Linked DNA regions of Homo sapiens: all the other regions are linked to region 3. Evidence: read pairs that join two places in POLR2A ChIA-PET (ENCODE). Cell type or tissue: Panc1. All regions are shown on one strand. Each heading gives the region's core, and the rest is flanking DNA. Links, peaks and the distances in the headings are about the cores only.

Evidence for each region. Peaks named below come from ENCODE experiments on the same cell type or tissue, not always from the same donor. Only the 100,000 strongest peaks of a DNase experiment are listed, where the experiment ranks them.
Region 1: POLR2A ChIA-PET joins it to region 3 with 19 read pairs; 1 of 35 experiments calls an interaction of 5 or more read pairs at or near these places.
Region 2: POLR2A ChIA-PET joins it to region 3 with 5 read pairs; 1 of 35 experiments calls an interaction of 5 or more read pairs at or near these places.

The regions. Positions count from the first base shown.
Region 1 is chr5:91,633,605-91,641,694 of GRCh38, forward strand. No RefSeq gene overlaps it. Among named protein-coding and RNA genes, the nearest start is that of ARRDC3, 250 kb to the left of the region's middle. In Panc1, for the core only: CTCF peaks have their summits at 2,940 and 3,141; no DNase peak of the experiment used is centred there; H3K27ac peaks cover 1,679 bases.
Region 2 is chr5:91,947,440-91,955,529 of GRCh38, forward strand. No RefSeq gene overlaps it. Among named protein-coding and RNA genes, the nearest start is that of ARRDC3, 570 kb to the left of the region's middle. In Panc1, for the core only: no CTCF peak of the experiment used is centred there; no DNase peak of the experiment used is centred there; H3K27ac peaks cover 1,014 bases.
Region 3 is chr5:91,780,786-91,788,875 of GRCh38, forward strand. No RefSeq gene overlaps it. Among named protein-coding and RNA genes, the nearest start is that of ARRDC3, 400 kb to the left of the region's middle. In Panc1, for the core only: no CTCF peak of the experiment used is centred there; no DNase peak of the experiment used is centred there; H3K27ac peaks cover 846 bases.

The DNA.
Region 1 (8,090 bases), core at 1,213-6,212, 150 kb before region 3:
AGCAAGCATCATATTTATTATTGCAAAAATATTTTTTCTTTAGATATAAATTTTCTAATAAAGTAAAACACTTGTCATAAAACAAAGTATTTGCCTTTATGATAATTTTAGAACTATATTTTAGCTCATGTGCTTTAGTTTGAAGAGAAAAAATTAATTTGTTTACTGAAACTTGATTTTCTCAAATTTTGATCATTCTAAATATGTAATAATATTTTAAATATATTCTTTAACCCACTGAAATTGGGTAATATTACATCTGATATGTGCAATTTTATATATTTATAATTGGATATATTAATTACAACTGCATAAATTAAAATGGAAATACAATCAGCAAATGTAGGGTCAAATAACTGTGCTGAATTTAAATTTTTTATTTAAATGTGTTTTTCTTGAGGTAAAAGTACTAAGCATCTAGGACTCTAATTTATATTATTTTTTTCTTGATTTGTTGGCCTGAGAGCACGTTTTCTTTGCTTCATATTTGCTTCGTTTGATTACAGAGCAAAATCAAAAGCTAATACAAAACAAAACAAAACAAAAATCTATTGGGGAAAGTGAAGCCAGATCAAATAGGGACTTGTAACTCAGAGAGCTGTTTTTGGCTGCTAAAGTTTGAGGTAAATTTGGCTAAATTTAAATACACTTATATTGATAACTTTTTCTATTGATTACACATCAAAAAGGAAAACTAGAAAGAACATTTCTTATGTTTAAAGAATTCTTCTAGATAATATGTAATTTCTTTTAAAGAGGAAGCATAAATAAGCCCTCAGCTTTAGTGCTCTGGATTCCATCATAGCATCTGAGAGCAAAGTCTAACTGAATGGATGAACTGGCTTTCCTTTATTCAGAATATCTCACCACACCTAGATTTATCAATATCGTTGGACTATTTGACCTTTTCCATTTGTTACTGTAAAGGAGCAATTATACAGTATGCGATTTCTTTGGGAATTATTATCTTTTATATTTCAAATACAAATGAACACATTGTAGGACCTTTTCTTTAGTTTCAAAATAAGAATTATCTGTAGATCTGTTATGGGGAAAAAATTGAACATTTCAATAAAATTCCTTAGTTTTGAGTGCAAATTACAGCTTTAAAGAAAAGAGTCTGGCAAGGGTAGTGGGGGCTTGGAGGGGAGGTGAGGATGCTTAGTGGGTATAAAAAAATTAGAAAGAATGAATAAGACTAATATTTGATAGCACAATAGCGACACTATTGTCAATAATAACTTAATTGGGTATTTTAAAATAACTTAAAGAGTTTAATTGGATTGTTTGAAGGTCAAAGGATAAATGCTTGAGGGGATGGATACGCCATTCTCCATGATGTGCCTGCCTATTTCACATTGCATGCCTGTATCAAAACATCTTATGTACCTCATAAATATATGCACCTACTATGTACTCATAAACATTTTAAAAAACAATAATAAAATTTTAAAAAGTTCTCATTAACAAAATATTAATCACAATTTTAAAAAGAAAAAGAAAATGCCAATTTCTTTCCGAGTTTTTCAGATACTGATTTTTTTTCTAGAAAATGAAATGACTTGGCGCTGTTTATTAGTGCTAGCTCTGGGTTCCTAAAGAGATCTTTGCATATTATACTAAGGATATGATTAAACTGGAGACTCTGATTTTAGAGCTGTTGACAGCTGAGCCAGTATTGCCTTTCACCAGCTAATTATTATTTTCAGGGGGAGTCACTATTAGAAGAAAAATTCATGTTTCTGTTCTTACCTTCTTTTCAATAAGCACTAAGAAGGTTCATTTTCAGAGACATCCTTGCTACGCTGAGACTTGTTTAAAAGTGAAGCAAAGAACAGTTGCAAAAAGAATATTCAAATATGAAGATTCTTGATGAAACTTGAGTCATAAAAACTTGAGCCTCAAAACAATGTTTTAAGAATGATGATCTCAATCTCGATGTAAAACTTTTGCTATTTGAATTAGAAAAATATAATTTGTGCTGTAGCTCATTATAGTACTTATAAAACTATAGATTAACTAAATTTTTCCACATAAATCACATTGCTGACAAATTGTTTGTATATACTTTTGCTATCTGAGATTAATTAAGCATATTGTTTTCCAAAGTTCTTCAAGTTTGCATGCCACACTGTATTTTTGGTAAAATCATATAAGGTAATCCTTCAAGTGAGAACTCCTAATTTTTGGTCATTTCATAAGTTTTCTAGTTTATGTATCAATTTGGTATAGACTGTACAAGAGTATATATTTGAGATACTTGAGACATTCAACTTATTCCTATTTTAATTCATCTATACCCTGGCATTTCTGTAATATATCTTAAACAAAAATAGAATTTAAAAAACTAGAAGTCACTTCTGTTAAGAATTGGAGCACAAGAAGAAAGTCAATTAAATCATTTTTTTAAAAAAGTTAATGCCAAGTTACTTTTCTCTGAAAATATGTCTTCAATATTGTAGAGTTGAATTTGATTTAAAAATCATGCAGTTATTCTAATGAAGGTTTGATGTGGGTTTAATTTAATGACATCATTAAACTATATAGAATGTGTAGCTTTCATTACTGTCAGTTATTTTTTATTTAATTCAAATAAAAGCAACTTTGATTTCAAATTCCATATCATTATTCCTTTTTTAAGTCTTGTGAAAATTACAAATGACACATTCTTAATGAAAGTTTTGCTGAGCATCTACATTATAACCTTTACAAAGGATGATGTAAAAAATAAAAAGGCTTGGAATCTGATAAGACAAGGTGGACTTTTACATTCAAACGGTTCGGATTCTAATTCTGTTAGAGTGAATTGAGTTGACTCATAATTCTGCTTATGGATTGCAGACTTGTGCTTATGAGAGGCTTACTGTCAGATTGGGTTGCATCTGGCTGCCTTTTCAAGTTTCCTGAAAACAGCAGTATGAGCTTGTGATGTTCATTCTGTACCACCAGAGTGCGTGGGGTGGTCGTATGCTCAATCCATAACTGCTTCTTGAAGCACAGGGTAGAACACTTTTCCCCTTTTAATATTATAAAGACTAAAGTGCTTTTTAAGAAAGAAGATCTAAAATTTGAAACAAGACATGTAAGTAAAAGCTGTCCAAGGCAACTTTAAATTATGTGATTCACACTTACGCCAGATGCTGCTAGAGAAATTCCTTGGTTTCTCATTAACATGGAGCAGTCCCCTTAGACTTCACACATAGTGGCCACTCACAAGCACATACACATTCATGCAAATGTTAGGAACGATCAACTGCATGCTTCCAACTGTACAAGTTCCAACAGAAGAGATTTGAGAAAATTCATTTTAAGGAGATGAGCTGCCATTAAAAATTTGTCATTACTTTCCTCAATCTACTTGGCTAAAGCCTCAATATACTTGGAATGAATATCCTTAATGAACTTGGCTAATTGTTTTGTGATGTCATTTCTGAGTTTACTCAAAATCCATTTAGAAAAGCATTGCTTAGACATAGGTAAAATTCAGAATTTTCTTCCCAGGTGAAACTATAATGATAAAATGTTAATTTCTGTTTATAACTACTTTAGTACAGGGAATATTTAGATTTATAGAACCATGGCTTCAATCTTCACATGAAAATTTATATTCACATTTTAAACTTATATTTTATTTTTATTTTTCAATCATAAATAAATTATTCTCTGTTCCTTAGTTTATAGATTGATCTTCAGTTTTCCTTTTATTCGCTTGTCTATTCGCATGGTCATTTACTGGGTTTATACGTGGTCATTTTTTGAGTCCTATGAGTAGGCAGTTTTGATAGGACCTAACTCTTCAATTGCAGTTTAAAGTTAGGTCACATTTGGCTGGCTAGTGTTAAGTCCAGGATGTTTCTGTCCAGAAAGTATAGAGAGCTCTTTTTCTTTCTCTTTAGTAAACAAAAATCATAAAACAAACTGGACACTGAATTAGGTATGTCATAAATATGCATATTTCTATACTAAAAATGTTCTTTCTTTCTTCCATTTAACCAAAATCGATAATGTAAGGCAGCTCAAATCTTTATATTAGTTTGAATTTCTATCTTGTATCTATTTACCTATCTGTAATGTGTGTGTTTATAACCCACTTGCTTTTTTTCCTCCTTGGCTCTAAGGAGAAAACACTTTTGTATCAGTTAATAGGTGAAATAAAATCTACTTTTTTATAGTAAATATGCTGAACGCATAGCTTTTTGTGAGTGAAAGTTTAACATTCCATAATGTAGGAGAGACTGTGCTCTATGTTAAAGTTATTTTGCTTTGAAAGAGAATGTAATCACTGTGAGGGTAAGGATATCATGCAATTTCTTTTGTTATAGTCCTTGTATAGTCACAACTCTACTTATAACGGGTATTGAACCTTTGACAGAAATGCAAAATATATTCTGCCTTGCAACGCATACAATTTATAAAAACTCAAGCAGGATAATAAGTTATCCGAAGGAACTTTTGGAAAGGGAAATTTTAAAATTACAAAATTTAAAGTTGAAAGGTGTATTTGTATCTGGCATAATTCCCAAGTTGAAGTTCTTCTTTTCAAGCAATATTTACAAAAATATAATATTTTAAATCATCATCATCATCATTATCATCATCTCATCATCATCATCATCATCAATCTAAGAAATACCCAAATATACACATCACTGTGTAAGGGATAAATGGTTCCTCTTGAAGCTTTTTTTTTTCTTTTTTCACCTGAAGAAATGATATTGAAATGGATAAGACTTATGAAAGAACATACTGATGGACATAATGAAAGATGCTTCACAAAAACATGTCTCACATATATATTTGCATTAAAGTCAAGTGGGTTATGTTGGTAAAAGAATAGTATCGACTGTTAATATATTAGGCTTTAGGAAAATTTGGATTAATACCTCTTAAATAGTCAAGATTTCTGGAGGAGCAGTGTTTCAGGAAAAAAGGAAGGATTTCTAGATACAGGGAAAAAAACAGATTTCTAGATATTAGGGAGTTGAGAAATAGAATATAATGAAACTTTGCCTAAATAAATTCTTTCTTAGTAATTCAATTGTAAGAAAGATGAATTGCAGTTAATTTAGTATATAAAAAAATTTGAATGCATATATTATTTTCTTAGAATTACAATCACAGGAAGGACAATCTATCAAAAGATATTTTTTAAAAATCATAAATTTACAAAAAGATTCCATGACTTCAGCAAAATCTTTGGGAAATGCTCACTTTTCTCTCATGTCAATGAATCAATTGTTGAATTGCTGAATCAAGAGACACATCTCTATACTTAAAACATTTCAAATGGAAAGAATAGTACTGAAGTTTAACTTAAAGAAATCATCCTGTACTAAGCAAATAATTCTTCCTGATATCTTCCTAACATCGTTCAAATGTACTTTTGTAAATTATACTCTTCCTGGAACTATTAAAATAATCTACTAATTCTGATTCTAGTTACAGCTGTCACTTAATCTATTCCTGATAAATTGTCACACTTGTAACTTTGTTCTTTTTCTCAGTTTAAAATTGCACAATGTTAGTGAAATGTTTAGACAAGTAACCTTATGAAGGAAGAAGTGTAGGTTAAAATAAATGTAACATTATATAATTGTGTGTTGTCTCTGCAAATAGTTTAAAAATAAAAGAGAATAAAATTACTCATTTGACATTTCAAAGCATTGAAATAAGCCTTGATCATACCTATAGTTATCACGAACTCCCACGATCTACCTAGGAAAAAAATCTTTACCTAATAGTTGGAAATCATCATTAATAGTTAAACAGCTTTAGTTGCTTTTTTTTTGAAGCACTTTTTTCTCTCTTACATTTTTCTTTTCTGTTGAAACATAATTTTATGATTCTCATAATTAGTACACAGATCTACCAAGTTTAGAATATATGTTACATAAGATATGCTAAAACTGGGAAAACTGTTATGTATACAAATGCTATAAATATTTGCATACATGGAAAAGCCTTTATTTTCCCAAATATTTAAAACATTTGGATAACTGGCACATATGAATTAAAAAATTAGAATTTGGATCTAAATTTTTTAGTCTTCATACAGTTGATTTTCCTCCAATGTACATAGATCATATTTGGTTTTTCTTTGGCTGTCCTTTTGATTATAGTAGCACTGTATTATATATAATATTAATGTTTCATATATACCTAAAATATTCTGGGTCCTCTTCCTTCTGAACTGCAACAAGCAACTCAGAGATTTCTGAATATAATGTATAATGTGGCTTAAAAGCCTTAACACCTCCCTCTTCTTTGAGGTGGGTATTTATTAATGCGGTTTCACCTAGTGACAGTTGCATATCTATAGTGTCTGCATACCAGCATCAGCACTCCGCAGCTGTACCATGTGTGGTTTGCATTCAGAGAGAATTGGCCTCTGAGTGTCAGAGGGAATGTATTGAAAAGTGCCCTCCATATCCTTGTTGGTAGTGATAATAAATGAGGACCATAATTAAATGCAGTCAAAGAGTTAAAACTAGAAATCAAATACGTTTTAGTTTTCCTGTGATACAATACAATCACTATTACTGCTTAAAAATAATAATTTAAATTGTTTCCTCATTTGATTTATTATTCTCTATATAGAGGGATTCCTTTGTATATTTTTGAAAATCTGAAGAGAAAGTTGGAATAGAAACATCTGGATCACACCACAGAATTTTAGAAACTATAAGTGGATTATGTCAGAGAGTCTCAGGACAGAATAGTTAGCAAAGTCAGCATGTTTCATCCTACTGTTACTCCTGGTCAAAGGGATAAGCTGTAGGAGAGTCACAAATTTGATAGGTAAAAACACCCATTCAGAAATCATCCCTCTGGTGCTACTTCCTGGGTTCTTCATACTTTCACAGAGCAGCACTTCTTCATTTGAAATATAGTATAACACAAACATCTCATTAGGTCCCATTATTCCTGATGTATTTAGTTCTTCTGCATCATCAAATTGAGCTGGTTGTCATTTTCAATGTGTGAAAGTTAAACTGCCTCAGTAGAAAAGACACACACCCTGAAGTGGGTAGCAGGAAAGACTAAAAAAAAATACAGCCACATATTTTTCAGAAAACAAAATCATTCTGGAATGAGATATGAGTAATAATGACATGGAATAATGGTACTTTAGGAGTAAAATATGAATTGAGCCTAGTCAGGTAACAGAGGCGTTTAGCAAGCTTATTTGGAAGTTCAATATGACATTGCTGGTTGAGGATGATTTTTTTTTCTGAGGTTGATCTTGTTTATAGATCCATATTTTGATGAGATATGTTAGAAATACTGAATATTTTTATTTTGATGTATTTAAACAGTAGTAAAAGTTATTGATTTGTGGGTAATTTTACTAATGGAAGATTTCATAAATTAATGTAATATGCCCAACACTAGGAGACATTATTATAATTTAAGAATGCAGTACCATTTATTTTAATATTTCACTTCTGAAAATGAATGTTTTGTTATACTTTTCTAAAATTCTTTGGAGAAAAAGGTAATTTTTTTTGGCTTACAGTTTCATAGAGTATAATTTTTAAATTAAGTGTTTCTGTTTTGTTTTATCTGGTTACATACGTGATGATTTGTATAATCTCCCTCAATCTTACATTCTTACAATAATCGTGCAAAAATCCAAATTGGGTTAAAGACAGAAATTCCAAATTTTCTAATATGCTCACACTTGGTGCCATCCTGACATTAAAATATCTGACCAAAATTCCCATTCACTATACAATAAATTCATTCTCCCTCAAAGTATATTCTGAATGTAAAAATGAAAATAGACGTTTATATGCAGTCTGAGCTAGAAAAAGGTGCTGATACTGTAATTAATATTGTACCGTAATATCTTTTTAATCTATCATGCTGCCTTTTGCCCTTTATGTTATGTCAGAAAGGAGTGTAATGAATGAGTGTGTCTGTGAGTATCAGCTTGAATTTGGTGAAAACCGCAGCAACATGACATTTCATGTGATTAAGCCAGATATAGATTCAAGTGTATTAGCTTTCACACAATCGAATGTAAAACCAATGATGATAAAACTTCAAATATTTTTTAAATGATGATTTCCCGAATTTATTTTAAAGCT
Region 2 (8,090 bases), core at 1,213-6,212, 170 kb after region 3:
TAAAGGGTATTTCAGCCATGAAGAGTTGTTCAGTTAATTTAATATTCATCAAAGAATAACTTCCAAATCATTGAACTGTCCAGATTATAATAGCAGCTATTTTAGGAATATGTTTTACATAAGTTCATTTACATATTAGAGTCTTCTTAAAAGTTCACTTTCAATGCCAATCCATGTAAGATGCAAGTTAGTAACTTGGAATCCCTATTTTCAGGTGGAATAATTAGAAGATAATTTTATAATTGACTAAGTCTGATATTTTTATAGATTGTTTACAAGTCTGTAAATGTTGGGTTTATTTTAAAATATTCTACAACGAAATACGGAGATAATATGTGTGCTATTTTGCACAAAACAAAAAATCAATGGCAAACCTTAAGTAGCGAAGGGACATCATTGTAAACTAGTTATTGATGTGCTAAAAGTCATTTACACCTGCCATGGAAGATAGATTGTGACACTATTAATTTAACCGGCCGTGGATATACTAACATAGCTGCCATGTAAACCAGCAGTCCACCATCTGTAAAATTTTATGCATATTTTGTGCAGATAGCTATACAATATTTTGACAATCCCAAATCAGCTTTAATCTATCAATTTCAAAGTTTGTCACCAGAAAGTTCATCTGAAGGAGAGTGTCTGTTCAATTCATGTTAAATACAAAATGATTACAGTAGGTAACGCAAAATGCACCATTTCTTGGAAAAATAAAGTTGTTTAACATGGTTATTATGTACTTTCAAGGCATAATACAGTTTTTTTTAAAGCACATCTTAAAACACCAATTTACAGTAGTATAATGAAAGATATATTTTCTCACGGAAGGCATATGGCAATAGCAGTAAAAGTAAAGATGCTTTTCTGTGCAATAATTCTTCATTCACATAACAATATGTAAAGGGATAAATGGTGTAGTGCTGAATTTTCATTTCTGGTTCACTTTGAGGGAGGCTGGAGAAACTATCGCAAAGTGAACGTTTTTTCAATAGTGTCCACAGCTTTTTCATCCTTGGGCATTTAATATCATTTGGCTTTTAGGAAAGTGTGGATCCTTTTAAAAGAGAGACAGAGCTGTCTCTACAGTGTCCCCTCTTTAACCATTCCAAGGGTAGCATTAAATAGCAGTTGAAAACTACCGAGGTACACAAAGGATCTCCCTCAAAGAAATTATAGTGAGAAATGATGTCTCGAGACAGCATTATTGCTAACATATGATCACTTAACACTTTTTATTTTTTATTTTTGTTCCTGCCAACCACCCGGTTTTAATCTAACTCAGATGTTGCATTTGGTGAAACAGCAAAAGGAAAATAATACTTCATGAAAAAATGATTAAAAAAACTAATAAATATCATGGCTCTTCAAAAACCGTAATAAGGCGTAATCACACTAAGTACATGAATGGTGCACATATTTTGCTTGATATTAGGACACATACTCCAGGTTAGATACATAAGGATTTTGCAATTTTTTTCCTTGTCAAGTATGCTTTTTAAATGATTAAAAATCATTCATCCCAATCTTTCTCATTGTACAAGAATTTTTGGACCCATTTTAATGAAAGTTTTTTGTCCAATATGTTTTCTTGTAATTGTGTAACAGTTGAAGAGCACTTTCCATCAAAAAAAAAAAAAATAGGTTTAGGGCCGGGCGCGGTGGCTCACGCCTGTAAACCCACCACTTTGGGAGACCAAGGCAGGTGGATCGCTTGAGCACAGGAGTTTGAGACCAGCCTGGGCAACATGGTGAAGCCCTATTTCTATAAAAAATACAAAAATTAGCTGGGTGTGATGGGGTGCAGCTGTAGTCTCAGCTACTTGGGAGGCTGAGGCAGGAGAATAGCTTGAACCCGGGAAGCAGAGGTTGCGGTGGGATGATGAAATCATATGAGACAAGATCCAGCCTGGGTGATAGAGTGAAACCTTGTCTCAAAAAAAAAAAAAAAAAAAAAAAGAAAAAGAAAAAAAAGAGAGATTTAGTTGGGTAGAAGGAGAGTGAGCTTGTGCCTTGGCTATATGCTGACAGCGGAAAGATTTTACTGTTCTATAGAAAAATGTCTGAATATAAATTGGCACACACAGGATGTATTAAATAACTGTTCAATATTTTCTTTATCCCTATGTGTGGAAATTTGTAATTACAAATGTTTTCATTTACAGATCTAATGGCATTACAGAATCATGTCTACAGATCGTGCATAGTGAAATCTATTTCAACAACTCAAAGAGTTTAAAGGACATATCCTTCAAAAATAGGAACCTAAACCTCATTGATTATATTGCCATCTTCTACTCCTTACTATTTCGCGGTTGGCTTTTTATCCCACTATTTTTTTTTAATTATCTATGCAAGATCACAAATAACCTCTTAATTGATACGTTAGTACCAGTTTTCATTCTTTTTCCTTTCCCTAGTATTTAAAAATGCAAATCAACCACTACTTGAAGCTTTTGTTTCCTTACTTAGATGATCATTTTTTTCTGTTTTCCCTTCATAGTTCTTAACCAATTTCATGATTCCTGCATATAAACAATCTTCATGGTTAATTTTTTACCTTTCCTCCTTCTATTTTTACTATTTCTAAATAAATTACCTAGACTCTTTAAGAATGAACCATTTCAAATCTCTTCCTAGCCTACCTGGCCAGTGTTAATTCCTTTTTCTAAATGTCTACTAGACATTAACCAATTAATGTTATTCAGTGGTAGCTACATATACCTTCAGGCTTATCTTTGGAGACAAAATAGTGAGGAAAAGCAAGATAGCCATTGCCATCACGGTTCCTTAATTCTTATGGGAAAACTAGAATTCAAATAATCACACAAATTAATGTAAAATTAAATATGTGATAAAGGGTATGAGCAAGTATGTTATAAGAGCATGACCTAGAGAAGGCTGTTGCTGGAAGTCATGTTTAAAGTGAGATGTAAAGACTTTTAGTAGAAATTAAGTAGGTGAAAAGGAGAGATATGGTGTTCCAGACAATGAAAATCACAGGTTTAAAGGTCATTAGCGAGCATGTCCTGGTTTGTTTGTATCTGAAAAAGGCCAGTGTGGCTGGAGCACATGTGAGATGAAGCTAGCTAGGAGATGACAGAGCTTAATGTCCTTTGTAAGCTGTGACAAAGAATTTTTATCTGTATCCTAAGAGCAAATTTTTAAGCAATGTGAGGAGTGGTGTGGTATGACAGACGCTCAGTTTGAAAATGTAATACTAGGTACAGATTGGAGAAAACACTTGGGGGAGCCAACAGAGGTACAGAACAGTGAAGAAACCCACTGAGGTGGTCTAGATAAAGGATAATCACACAGCAGGCTAAGCCATAGTGATGTACTGATTTGGAAGTGGCAGTAAGAGAAAGGAGGTTCGATGATGAAGTCTTCCGAAGAGAGTTGTCAGATAAAATAAAAGGTGCCTAGTGAAATTTGCATTTCAGATAAACAATAACTTTTTTAGTGTATGACTCATGCAATATTTGAGAGATATAACACATGCATGCACGCACGCACACACACACACACACAATTCAAATTTATTTGCTAAATCTTACAACCCGGTTGCTGACTTGCCATTTCTGATTTAGAAACAATGGAAGAGAACCAGGAGAAGAACAGGAGTAATGTTTTGCTCATGTTTTCCTTTTAACTCCAGACACCTGAGAAGAAATGTGAACCAGGCACTTGGACCTTGAATCTGGAACTGAAAGGAAAGGTCTGGGCTGAAGTTATTTTTGTGCGGTTTCTTCAGAAATATATCAAATTTCACATGTTCTAAACAAGCATATACTTTTAATTATCAAACCATTCCCTTCTATAGATTTCATCTTTGTATTAGTGATACACAAAGTAGCAGATATAACCTCTTATTATCCCCAAATAGCCATTATCCACAAGTAAGCAGAAATGATGAAACAATTATTATTGTATGTTTTGCTTTTATTTTGTCCTACTGATCCAGTCAATTATCAAATCTTTCTACTTATCACCCCAATATCTCTCAATATCAGTATCACTCACTATGTCTATTCTCTATTTTTTAAATCACATTAGTTAGAACACTCATTTTAAAAATAAATTCTAATCAGTCTCTAGTTTGTTGCTTCTAGGATCAATTTTTAAGCTTGTAATGCTTTGCTATTTATGATAAAATAAAGATCACTATGATCTTAATATTTTTGCCTGAAGTAACTAAAATAATTTTTCTTGACCGTAAGAGTCCAGAAGGCCAAACAAATCTTTCTATAAATGCAAATATTTATGCTAAATGGATTTTCACTTTTACATGTAGTAAAGCTAAGCAGTTGAACACATAGAAAAATTGTTTATTTATTATCCAAGAAATGATCGCTTAAGAATGGATGAGATAAGAGATAAGATAGACAAAAGTGTTAGGAATCAACCTGACAATTTAAATGGTAAACTTTTGATTTATGATCATGTTGACCACTTAAGCATGAACCTGTTAACACAGGATGTGAGTATAGTATTAAGAAGATACAGATCTTTCAGAGGAAAAAATATTTATTGGTATTTTTCACCTAGCAATTCATAATTATTTTGAGTTAAAAATGATTTTCATGTCTCTCCAATCCCAAAGTACACAACTATCACTCTTACAGTGACACTATTGTTCAATTTTCAGTAAGTAAGGAATGCTTCTAGTTTCACAACTGTGCTATTACTGGAGATGAGGCTTATCGCACACTCACTTTTGTGCTGGGAGTACTTCTATTCTGCTATTTCAAGCATGAACAGCACACTATTAGGTAAATAAATCTGTGCACAGTGAAGAATGAGCATGACCTAACAAAAAGCAGTAAAATAAAAACCAAAAGACTTCCTGAGTTACTTGATCTTTATTGGTAGAGATTATCCATCAATTTTCTTATAACCTAATGTATTTCTGAATCCACACTGGGGATATTATCTAATCTTTTTCTCTTTGGGTAGTTAGATCCATACCTGCATGCTCTAAAGAAAGGATTGGACCATGTTGTAGAAAGTGGACAAGATTACTTTTAAAATAGAATGAGTTGGAGACCACTGAGATAATAGAATATTAAGATAAATGGTCATTACTCATATGGTAAATGCAATTGGAGATTATTTGAAGGCGGTCACCTGCTGGGAAATAAACTTTCAAGAAAAATATAACTTCTCGATGGAGGCTGTCATTTGACCCCATTATTGTACCTTGTCAGTGATATCTTTCATCTCCAATGGGATGGCATGTGCTAGTCAGTTTTGTGGTTATATGTCAAGTCATTCAATTCCTGTATATGTCTTTCAAAACATGGAAGGGCAGGGATGAGAAGGGGGAAGGGATATAAACTGACTTTGAACTCAAGATGGACTCTGTGGTTACTTTATCAAAACGTAAGAGTCTCTATTCCCATGACCTTGTCTAAACCTTTCTTAACATTTCATTTTTTCCTAGCATACATCAAATCTTCATGCCAAACTCACCTTAAAAAAAGATATCTCCTTTCATTCCTTTTATTCAAATTTGTTTCTCCTCAGTGGCTCCACATCTAGAATGCTGTCCCTTCCCATCTCTGGCTGAATTCTTAATTTACTCCTCTCACCCATAAGCTGTTGTCCCCTGAGGTGACGAAGTAACAGAGACTTGCATCATTTGACTCTCAGAAGCATAAAGACCAGGATAGAAATAAAGTTCATCCCGAAATGACAGTCAAGGGCTGTCCAAACGCAAGTGAGAATCAGAGAGGAAACTAAAGCAATATTCGAAGTCCCTTTGCAATAGTCTTCTCCAAATTCTCCCAGTACCAAACCCTGAGAATTTGCAAAGAAAAAGGAAGAAGGGGCAGGTGGCTAACATGTATCTTGTCCTTTGCCACTTTTAAAATCATAGCACCAAGGCAAAGCCAGATGCCTCTCCATCTCGTGCAATATTGAGAATCCTGAAAGGTGCAGATATTGCATACCAACGAGGGTTGCCTTCCCTATGTCTTCCTTGATCATCAGGGTTGTAAAGAACCCTAAGCAAATTTGCATCCAGACGTACGCAGAGGAAATCTAATGTGATAATCTTGGGTCAAAAGGAATAATAGGACAACATTATGTAAGGTATGGACACGATATTATGCTTTGAGAGATTAGCAGATGTCGAGGATGATTTGAAGAACATGATTCAAAATAAAGGTAAGGAGGTAGGCAGAAGTGTGACCATGGAGGACCTTATCAGCTATATTTAAAATTCTGGTATATATCTTAAAAGTCATTTAAAAATTCTTTAATAATAAATGTCTATCATATTATATGCTTAATGTAGAAGATCTCATTAAAATACCATTCCTACAGCAAATATTTGTTTGGTGCCTGCTACATACAAGTCACTGAAGTGCTTCCTCCTCTAATAATTTCTTGACTCCTCAAATGAGATTTGAACCCTGCTTCATCCAAATCCTTATAGCATTTTTATCATTAGTTTTAAATTTCTCATTGTGTAATATATATTTTAAACTTACATATGACATGTTAACCTCTGGCCCTTTGTCAAAATTTACAAAAGATCATTATTTCTTTATTGTTGTTACTTTTGCAGTTAAAATACTTCCTAGAACAATATTGTTTGTACTATGAGTTTATTTTGGGGTTCTCTTTAGCAACAGAGAAGCAAGAATTATTAGGAGATCAAAATGACCCTAAATCCAATTTTGATATCTTCTGTATTTTAAATTATAAAGGAGATCTGACACAATATAAAGTCCTCAAATTCCAAACTCTCACATACTGAAGTCCTTTCCAGAGGTGCTGATGTTGCTTAACTCTTCATTTCACTGTCTTTCATCTGTAATGTAACAAAGACATTTGAGATCAGTGACCACAAGCAGATCATATTAGTAGGCCTGCTATCAACTTGTCATATCAGTGCTTAGTTACTCTCACTAAATTCATTTTGTGTTGTTGAGTAACATAGGCAAGGAGTTCAGAGAATTCATGATAATAATCATGGAGATGAAAAGATTGGCAGGGAGGAATCATTATGGAGTTAAGCAAGTTTACACCCTATCCAATTAACTTCAACACTACTATCAGAATTAACAACTGAAAGTAAAACAAACAAAAAAAGGCTTCATCACTAAGGAAGAATAATTCTTTATAAAAATAATTGATACTGTATTCAAGTATTTCTGAACATGTGTCGGTAAACCAGAATCATCTCAATTAAGTAGGTGTCACGGATCGTAAATATTTCCTAAATACGCTGCTATGGAAATGATCATTACTTTTTAACATTCTCGAAAGTTAAATTAAAGAATGAAGACTCCAGATTATTGTTTCTCAAAGATTGGTTCATGGACAATTTGCATTAGAATAATGTGTGCTTTATTTATTCATTCATTTGTTAGTAATTTATTCACTCATGCTTTCATCAACTATTTATTGTTTATCATAGGACAAGTATTGTTTAATGTTCTGGAGTTGTAGTGGTGAAACTAAGAAAGCACCTTCTCTTGCTATTAAAGATGGGTATTATTAAAAAGGAAATTATCCTAGGCCCAACACTGACCTACCAAATATGAATATATGGTGATTAGACCATCCAAACTTCTGTCTTAGATTTATAGGTAAACTTTGCAATTGGGAGAAAAACTGCCCACAGTTAATCATTTCTGTGAGATACAACTTTTAAATAATGTACATTTTTCCACCATTTGTTTCCCCAAAACTATATACTTGAAATAAATAAAGAGTTCTCTTTCCTTATGTATAAGCACATGTATAAACACAGACAACCCTCCAATTTTCTCACTCATGTAGGGGACTGAAGACACAACTAGAAATATATAATCCTCTGTTATTTGGGCAGGAGGCTTCCGTTAAGCATTACATGAACACTTCAATAGACTTATTCAAGCCTGACCACTTTTTCTATGATTTTTACTTTTGATTACTTCTGTTCTGTTTTCATCCCCTGACCATCTTTTAAAAAATACATATTTAGTAATACAGATTGGATATGACTTATTGTTTCATCTGTTTCACAAATGACATTCATATTTTTCAGATTATAAATTTAGCCTAATGTCAAAGTTTTCTTATAGTGAACCTACAATTCTGCC
Region 3 (8,090 bases), core at 1,804-6,803:
ATAGAAGGTTTTCTTGTATTTGATTCTATATTACTTACCTACTGCTACGTAACAAATTACTCCAAAATTTAGTAACTTAAAACAACTACACTATTAACTTCATCAAATAGAAAAAATGTTATCTCAGAGTTTCTGTGAGTCAGGAGTCAGCCCCAAGATAGTTTTCCTGGGTGCCTCTGCCTCAAGGTCTTTCATAAGGCTGCAATCAAGGTGTCAGCTGGGACTGCAGTCATCTCAAGGTTTGAGTGGGGTAGGATTTGATTCCATGCTCACTCTTGTGGGTGTCAAGATACAGGTCCTCATGGACTATGGGACCAAGGGCCTTATTTTATCTCTGAATGTTAACCAAAGGCTGCTCTCAGTTTCTTGCTGCCTTTGCTCTTTAATAAACCAGAATATAACATGGTCACTGGACCTCCCTCAGAACCAGCCACAGAATGAAAAAGAGGGAGTGAGACAACCAGAATTTTTTTTGTAATCTAAAGTCAGAAGAAACAACACATCACTTGTGCCATATTTCATTCATTAGAAGTGAGTGACTAGGTCCAGTTCACAGTAAAAGCAGTGGGCGGGGTGGGGGGTACTACACAAGGACATAAAAACCAGGAGGTGGCTGTTGTCAGGGACTATATTAGAGGTTGCCTATACCACAAATGTACAGAATAACTGCTAAACTGGCAGCTTCACAATATTGATTCTTCTCATAGAAGAATATGGAGGATTTCCTTAATTAAGTAGTTCTTCTTATATATGTTTTATTATTTTGTTACTGTGAATAGAATTTTATGAATTTGTAATTGGAGTTGATATCACTTTTATAAAAAGTTTCTCTCTCTCTCTGTATATGTGCATATGTATTTATTTTACCTTTTGACTTTTCTCTGTTAGCATATTTTGTCTCTAAACAACAATGGCTTTAATTTATGCCTTTTGTGTATTGATACTTCTTACTTATTTTTCTTATTTTATTGAATTGGTTAATACAATCAAAATGAAGCTGTATAGCAGTAGTGGCAGCAAGCAGCTTGTGTTACCATTGTCGTTAGTGGAAATGTTTAATGTTTTTCCATTAGCATAATAATTGTTCTCTGTGTCTAGTAGATATCTTTATAGTGTTCTTCTATTCCTATATTTTAGGTATTTTTTCAAATTAGAAATTTGTTTTGAATTTCATCACTGATGTTCTTTCATTATCAAATTATAATGCTTTTCATCTTGTATTCTGATAATAAATTGCATTAGATTTTCCAATGTTGAAACTATCTTTTCATCTCTAAATTGTACAGATTATTACACTGTTGAATTCAGTGAGTTGGTATTTTATTTAGGAGTTTTGTATACACATTCAAATGCAAGACTGGTTTGTGTCTTCTGTTTTACTTTATCATAAGATTTTAATATGGCTTATGATACTCTGATACAATGCTTTAGACTACCATTTTAGCAATAATTATATAGTTTATAGAGTAGAGGAATTAGTGTGATATTGTGCAATGATTTGCCTGCAGAATCATGTGAAATTAACAAGAAGCAGCAAAGTGAAATTCTTTTTTTAAAACTTTTATTTTAGGCTCAGGGATATCTTTGCAGGTTTGCTATATAGGTAAATTGTGTGTCACTAGCATTTGGTGCAGAGATTATTTCATCACACAGATAATAAGCATGGTACCTGATAGGTAGTTTTTCTATCCTTACCCTCCACCCACCCTCCACTCTCAGGTAAGACCCAGTGTCTGTTGTTTCCTTCCTTGTGTCCGTGTGTACTCAATGTTTAGCTCCCATTTATGAGTGAGAACATGTGATATTTGACTTTCTGTTCCTGTGTTAGTTCACTTAGGATAGTAACCTCCAGCTCCACCCATGTTCCTGCAAAGGACATGTTCTTGTTCTTTTTTATGGTTGTGTAGTATTCCATGGTGTATATGTACCACATTTTATTGATGTAGTCTGCCATTGATTGGCATTTAAGTTGATTCCATGCCTTTACTATTGTGAATAGTGCTGCAATGAGCATACACGTGCATGTGTCTTTATGGTAGAATAATTTATATTCCTTTGGGTATATACCCAGTAATCGGATTGCTGGTTCCAATGGTAGCTCTGTTTCAAGTTCTTTGAGAATCACCAAACCGCTTTCCCCAATGGCTGAACTAATTTACATTCCCACCAGCAGTGTATAAGCGTTCTCTTTTCTCCACTATCTTGCCAACCTCTGTTATTTTTGACTTTTTAATAATAGCTATTTTGACTGGTGTGAGATGGTAACTCACTGTGCCTTTGATTTGCATTTCTCTAATGATTAGTGATGCTGAGCATTTTTTTATATGTTTGTGGGCCATGTGTATGTCTTCTTTTGAAAAGTGTCTGTTCATGATCTTTGTCCACTTTTTAATGGGGCTGTTTTTAACTTGTTTATTTGTCTAAATTCCTTAGATTCTGGGTATTAAAGCTTGTTGGATGCCCTGTTTACAAATATTTTCTCCTATTCTGTAGTTGTCTATTTACTCTGTTAATAGCTTCTTTTGTTGTCCAGAAGCACTTTAGTTGAATTAGATCCCATTTGTCAATTTTTGGTTTTCTTTCCATTGCCTTTTGTGTCTTCATTATTAAATATTTGCCAGGTCCTATGTCCAGAATGCTATTTCATAGGTTATCTTCCAGAGTTTTTCTACTTTAAGTTTTACATGTAAGTTTTTAATCCATCTTGAGTTGTTTTTTGTGTATGGTAAAATTAAAGGGTCCAATTTCAATCTTCTGCATATAGGTAGCCAGTTACCCCAGCACCATTTATTGAATAGGGATTCTTTTCCCCACCGCTTTTTTTTGTCAGTTTTGTCAAAGATCATATGGTTGTAGGTGTGTGGCATTATTTCTCTGCTCTCTACTCTGTTCCACTGGTCTATGTGTCTGTTTTTGTACCAGTACCATGCTGTTTTGGTCATTTAATTTTACACAAACACCCTCTTTAAGGCTGAAGCAAATCTGACTGACTTTCAATGTGAAAATAAAATATAAAAACTGTTCTTGGAGTTATTTCTAAACACAACTAACATCAGAATAATCTATTTCAGAAAAATCAGATTCATCAATTGAATCTTTGGCCAACAACTGTTTGGGAACGATGTTAACATCACATGTAAGAATGCTACGTTTTTTACATCACACACTGGAGCCTGATGTGGGGTGGGGGAAGGGGGGAGGGATAGCATTAGGAGATATACCTAATGTTAAATGACGAGTTAATGGGTGCAGCACACCAACATGGCACATGTATACATATGTAAAAAACCTGCACGTTGTGCACATGTACCCTAAAACTTAAAGTACAATAAAAAAAAGAATGCTATGTTTTTTAGAATTTGACATTTTCAGCAATCGAGAATTACTGTGTTTTTAAATGGAAATACCATTACTAAAATCAGAATGCTATAAATAGAAAATGTCTTCTGTTTCCAAGGTAGGTATACTAGGGCAATGAGAGAATAATAGTAAAAGCAAGATACTGTATGGCAAAGTTATCTCAGGGTAAGCGCTGCAACCGCAACCGTCACCAGCAAGTATTCTGGGGGTGAATGAGAAAAGGGTTAACTTTTCAAAACAATTAATTGTTATGTTTATTAGACTATTCAGCTGATAAAGGATTTATAAGTTTTTTTCTTTTAAATATTTGAAAAATATTTTATTTTGACATTTTCAGTTTTATTATTTCTTTATATTTTGAGCTATCATTGTCATGTAAAGAATACTAATTTGAGAAGGCCTATGTTATGGTTCTCCCAGGTAGCTGGAGATTTAAATTATAAAAAACCACTTAAGGGAAGGTGGAAACAGAGCTACATTGTCTGATAAGTGTGTGTGTGTGTGCATGCGTAGTGTTTTGTGTGAGAGAGATGTTGTGAAGGGAAGGCTTCCAAACTTCCCTGCACATCATATGTACCCATCCAACATTACTTCTCCTCCAGACATATTTCTTTTTGCCTGCTTCTAAAACATATTCAAAATAATAACAAGGGGGTAAATCAAAAGTAAAGGTAAAATAAATAAGAACTGATATGCTCATATTGAGATAACGTAATGCTGGAATGGTTTGATTTCAAGTAGTCAATGACTTAACTGAGCATGTTTTAGAATCCTTATGATCTTTGAATAGCCATGCTGTTAGACTTCTCAAACATTATGAGAATCACTTTTCAAATGGAGGAGGTAAGAACACCCAACAATCTGCTCCTCCGTAAAAGCAAGAAAATAAGTGACGAAAAATGTTAAAATTACCTTTTTCAGAATTCTGTAAATTAAGTAAATACTTGTTACTACATTTTGAGGAAGGATAAATTTCCTTTCTGCTAATAAAAAAAGGCGCATTATCTGAATTGCAGTAAGAACAGTGAGCTGCAAGCGTTCCCCATCCCCGTGCCCCTTACCATAGTAGCTCCACACTAAACTTGAAAATCAACGGCCTTATCTGTGAAAGGCAGTGGCCTAGCAGCTACATAAGGGGATGAGAGGTTTCAAACTCCCCCAGAATTCTATCTTCAGAGAATGTTTACTATTTGCCCTGTCTGAAAAGCTTCCTCCTTGGGGCTTGTCTTTTTTTTTTTTTTTTTTTTTTTTAAAGGAGTCTTGCTCTGTTGCCCAGGCTGGAGTGTAGTGGCGCAAACTTGGCTCACTGCAACCTCTGCCTCTCTGCCTCTCAGGTTCAAGTGATTCTCCTGCCTCAGCCTCCTGAGTAGCTGGGATTACAGGCATGTGCCACCACGCCTGGCTAGTTTTTGTATTTTTAGTAGAGAAAGGGTTTCACCATGTTGGTCAGACTGGTCTCAAACTGCTGACCTCATGATCCATCTGCCTCGGCCTGCCAAAGTGCTGGGATTACAGGCGAGGTTTGTCTTTATTTGATACTATTTAGAATTCTCTCTGTGTGTACAGCTGTATCTCCAGCACATTTGTATGAAAAATTAGTGGCAGTTGTTTCACGTCACAGCTACCTGAGGAAGCAATAACAGTTGGGGCTAGCAATCAGCTGCTAAAAAAAAAAAAAAGAAGAAGAAGAAAATGGAAGAATAAAATGACCATAAAGGGCTTTGTAAAGTGCCTACATATTTCTGGAAATCCATAAGGCCACAAAGATGTAGAGGGTTGTACATATATCCAAGAATGATATGAGAAGGGGGTAATCTTCCCCCTCTCCCCGATTTAGAGGCTCCGTACTAGCAAGAATTGAAGGCTAAAGTAGAGTTGTAATCCTACTGGCAGGAGTTAAATATGTGTTATTGAACACATGAAGAATGCCTGGCCAAGGCTGGGAGACTTACTGGATCAAGAGATTTAGAAAAATCTTGGTCCAATAATTAGCCGACCACTAAGCCAAACAACCAGAGACTTCAGTGGCCGTACACAACAGAATATATAATTTTCAGATTTAGTCCAAAATAATGATTAAGCAAACAAACATCAGCAATGATTTCTTGCTGGGAGGGCACTAGTTGTGGGAATATTCAATTACATTTATAGAATTGAAACATTATTTTGTTTAAAATATCGAGTTCTTAAGAAAAGTTACAAAATGTGCAAAGTAACAGACAGGTATGACCAATACACCGGAAAAAAAGTAATCAATAGAACCTGTTCCTGAGGAAGCCCAAATATTGGACTTTAGAAAGATGTCAAATCACCTATTATATGTATATATATAAAGAACTAAAGAAAATAATGTATAAATAATTAAAGAAAAGTATGACAATGATGTATCAAAAGAGAAAATATGAATAAGGAGATAGAAATAGTAAAAGAGAACCAAATGGAAATTCTGAAGTGGGAAAGTATAATACCTAAAATTAAAAATTTAATAGAAATGCTCTAGAACAGATTTGATTTGGCAAAAGAAAGAATTAGTGAATTTGAAGATAGGTCAACTGAGAAAATTCGGTATAAAACACAAAGTAAAAAATGAGTAAAGTGACCAGAAATTCAGAGACATTAGGACACAATCATACTAATATGTACATAACAGAAGTTTCAAAAGCAGAGGAAAGTGGGAAAAGGACAAAAATAATATTTAAATAGATAAAACCCAACAAATTCTCAAATTGATTAAAAGTTTTAATAAATACATCCAAAAAGTTCAAAAAACTCCAAATAGGATAAACTCAAAGAGATTCACACCTAAACATACCATAATCAAACTGTCAAAACTAAAGATAAAGAGAATTCTTGAATACTACAAGAGAAAGATGATTTGTTACTTGATGATATTATAATAAGATCAGCATTAGGTTTCTCAGCAGAATCCATGATGGCCAGAAGGCAGTGTAATGATGTATTTAAAATGGTGAAAGAAAAAAGATTGTGAACCAGGAATTCTGTACCCAGTAAAACTATCCTTCATTAAGTAAAGAAGAAATCAGAACATTCCCAGATAAACAAAAACTAAGAATATTTGTCATTAGAAGATCTTTTCTACAAAAATACCAAGGAGTCCTTTGAGTTCAAATGAAAGGACACTAGATACTTACTTGAATGTATGCAAAGAAATAAAAAACATCAGCAAAGGTAGCTAGATAGATAAATATGAAAGAAAGTGTAGATATACTTTATAACTCTATTCTTTTTTCTGTATAACTTAAGGAACGACTTCATAAAGCAATAATTTAAAAATCATGTTCTTCAGATATTCTGAGTTCCTGGCATCTACACATGAAATTTAATATTAGTTTGTCAGTTTCTACAGAAAAGCCAGCTGGGGTTTTGGTAGGAATTGCTTTGGATATATAGATCAATTTGAGGTACAGTCCCATCTTAAGAATATTAAATCTTTTGGTCTATGAGGTATCTTTCCATTTATTTGGGCCTTCTTTAATTTCTCTCAGCAATATTTTGTAATTTTCAGAGTAAAAGTTTTGCATTTCTTTTGTTAAATTTATTCGTAAGAGTAATATCCTCTTTATGCTATTTTAAGTGGAACTGTGGTTTTAATTTCCTTTTCTATTGTTCACTGCTACAACTGATTCAGAACAGTTTTATAGGAATAGTTTTAATCACTGTTTAGGTAACTTGTATAACAGGTTTGGTTTTAGGAAAGAGAAAAGTAGACTCATTCAACTTTTTATAGTTACCATGACTAATGCTGCTAAAATTAGAAATGTTTTTGCCAAACCACAATTTTGGAAGAGGAGATCTGAGATAGATAACCATGTAAATATTTCAATACTGGAATACGTTTTTTATGAGGGTTGATAAGATCTTACCAGATGATTCCATGGGTTTGCAGACAAAGAAATTGGTAGAAATTCAATTCAGATTCTTGGAAAATGCAGTTGCTCTTTGACAGAACTCAATGAGAATTTTGAAGTAAACTATGAGAACTCTGATACCATTTGGTAGAAGGTAGTTCTATGAATTTTGGTTTTAAAACTTTGCTATCATCAGAATAAAACATTTTGAATTCATTAAACAAATTGAATATACTGTATATACTTTCAGCTTCCCATATAAGCCAAATAACAGCAGCTGTCTATTGAAATTAACTTTTATGAAGAAATAAAGTTTATATTTGGTTTTGCTTGTGCAACTTACTAAAGTTGTTTACAGGAAGTGAGTGTTATTTTGCACAAAAAATTAGAAAAAGAGGATCAGACTTTTATTCAGCATTGTCTCTATGGTTTATATAGATAAAATCACCAAAGCATAAACATTAAATGTATGCATATTTTGTATGTATATGTTCATGTGTCTGTCATCTGCTTTTGAAAAGGTCCCAAATATCTAATAAATTAGAAACCATTGTTATATAAAATGGTTTAAATAATTCAATTTAGGCTTCAAGGACAAGTGTGTACTTTCATTTTAGAATTATTGATTTGTATTTTTTCTTTTTCATTCTATACTCAGTTGCTTGCTCAAAATCTATATTTAATTATTTAATAAAGTTGCAAACTTAACATTTCCAATATTGTCTCCTGATTTACTCCTACTAAAGATGTTCCTCCCACAGTTTCCCTCATCTCGATTACTGACAGCTCTTTGCCTCTAGTTGCTCAGGAGAAAAGCCCTAGTCATTCTTGAATCTGGTTTCTCATACCCCACGTTCAATC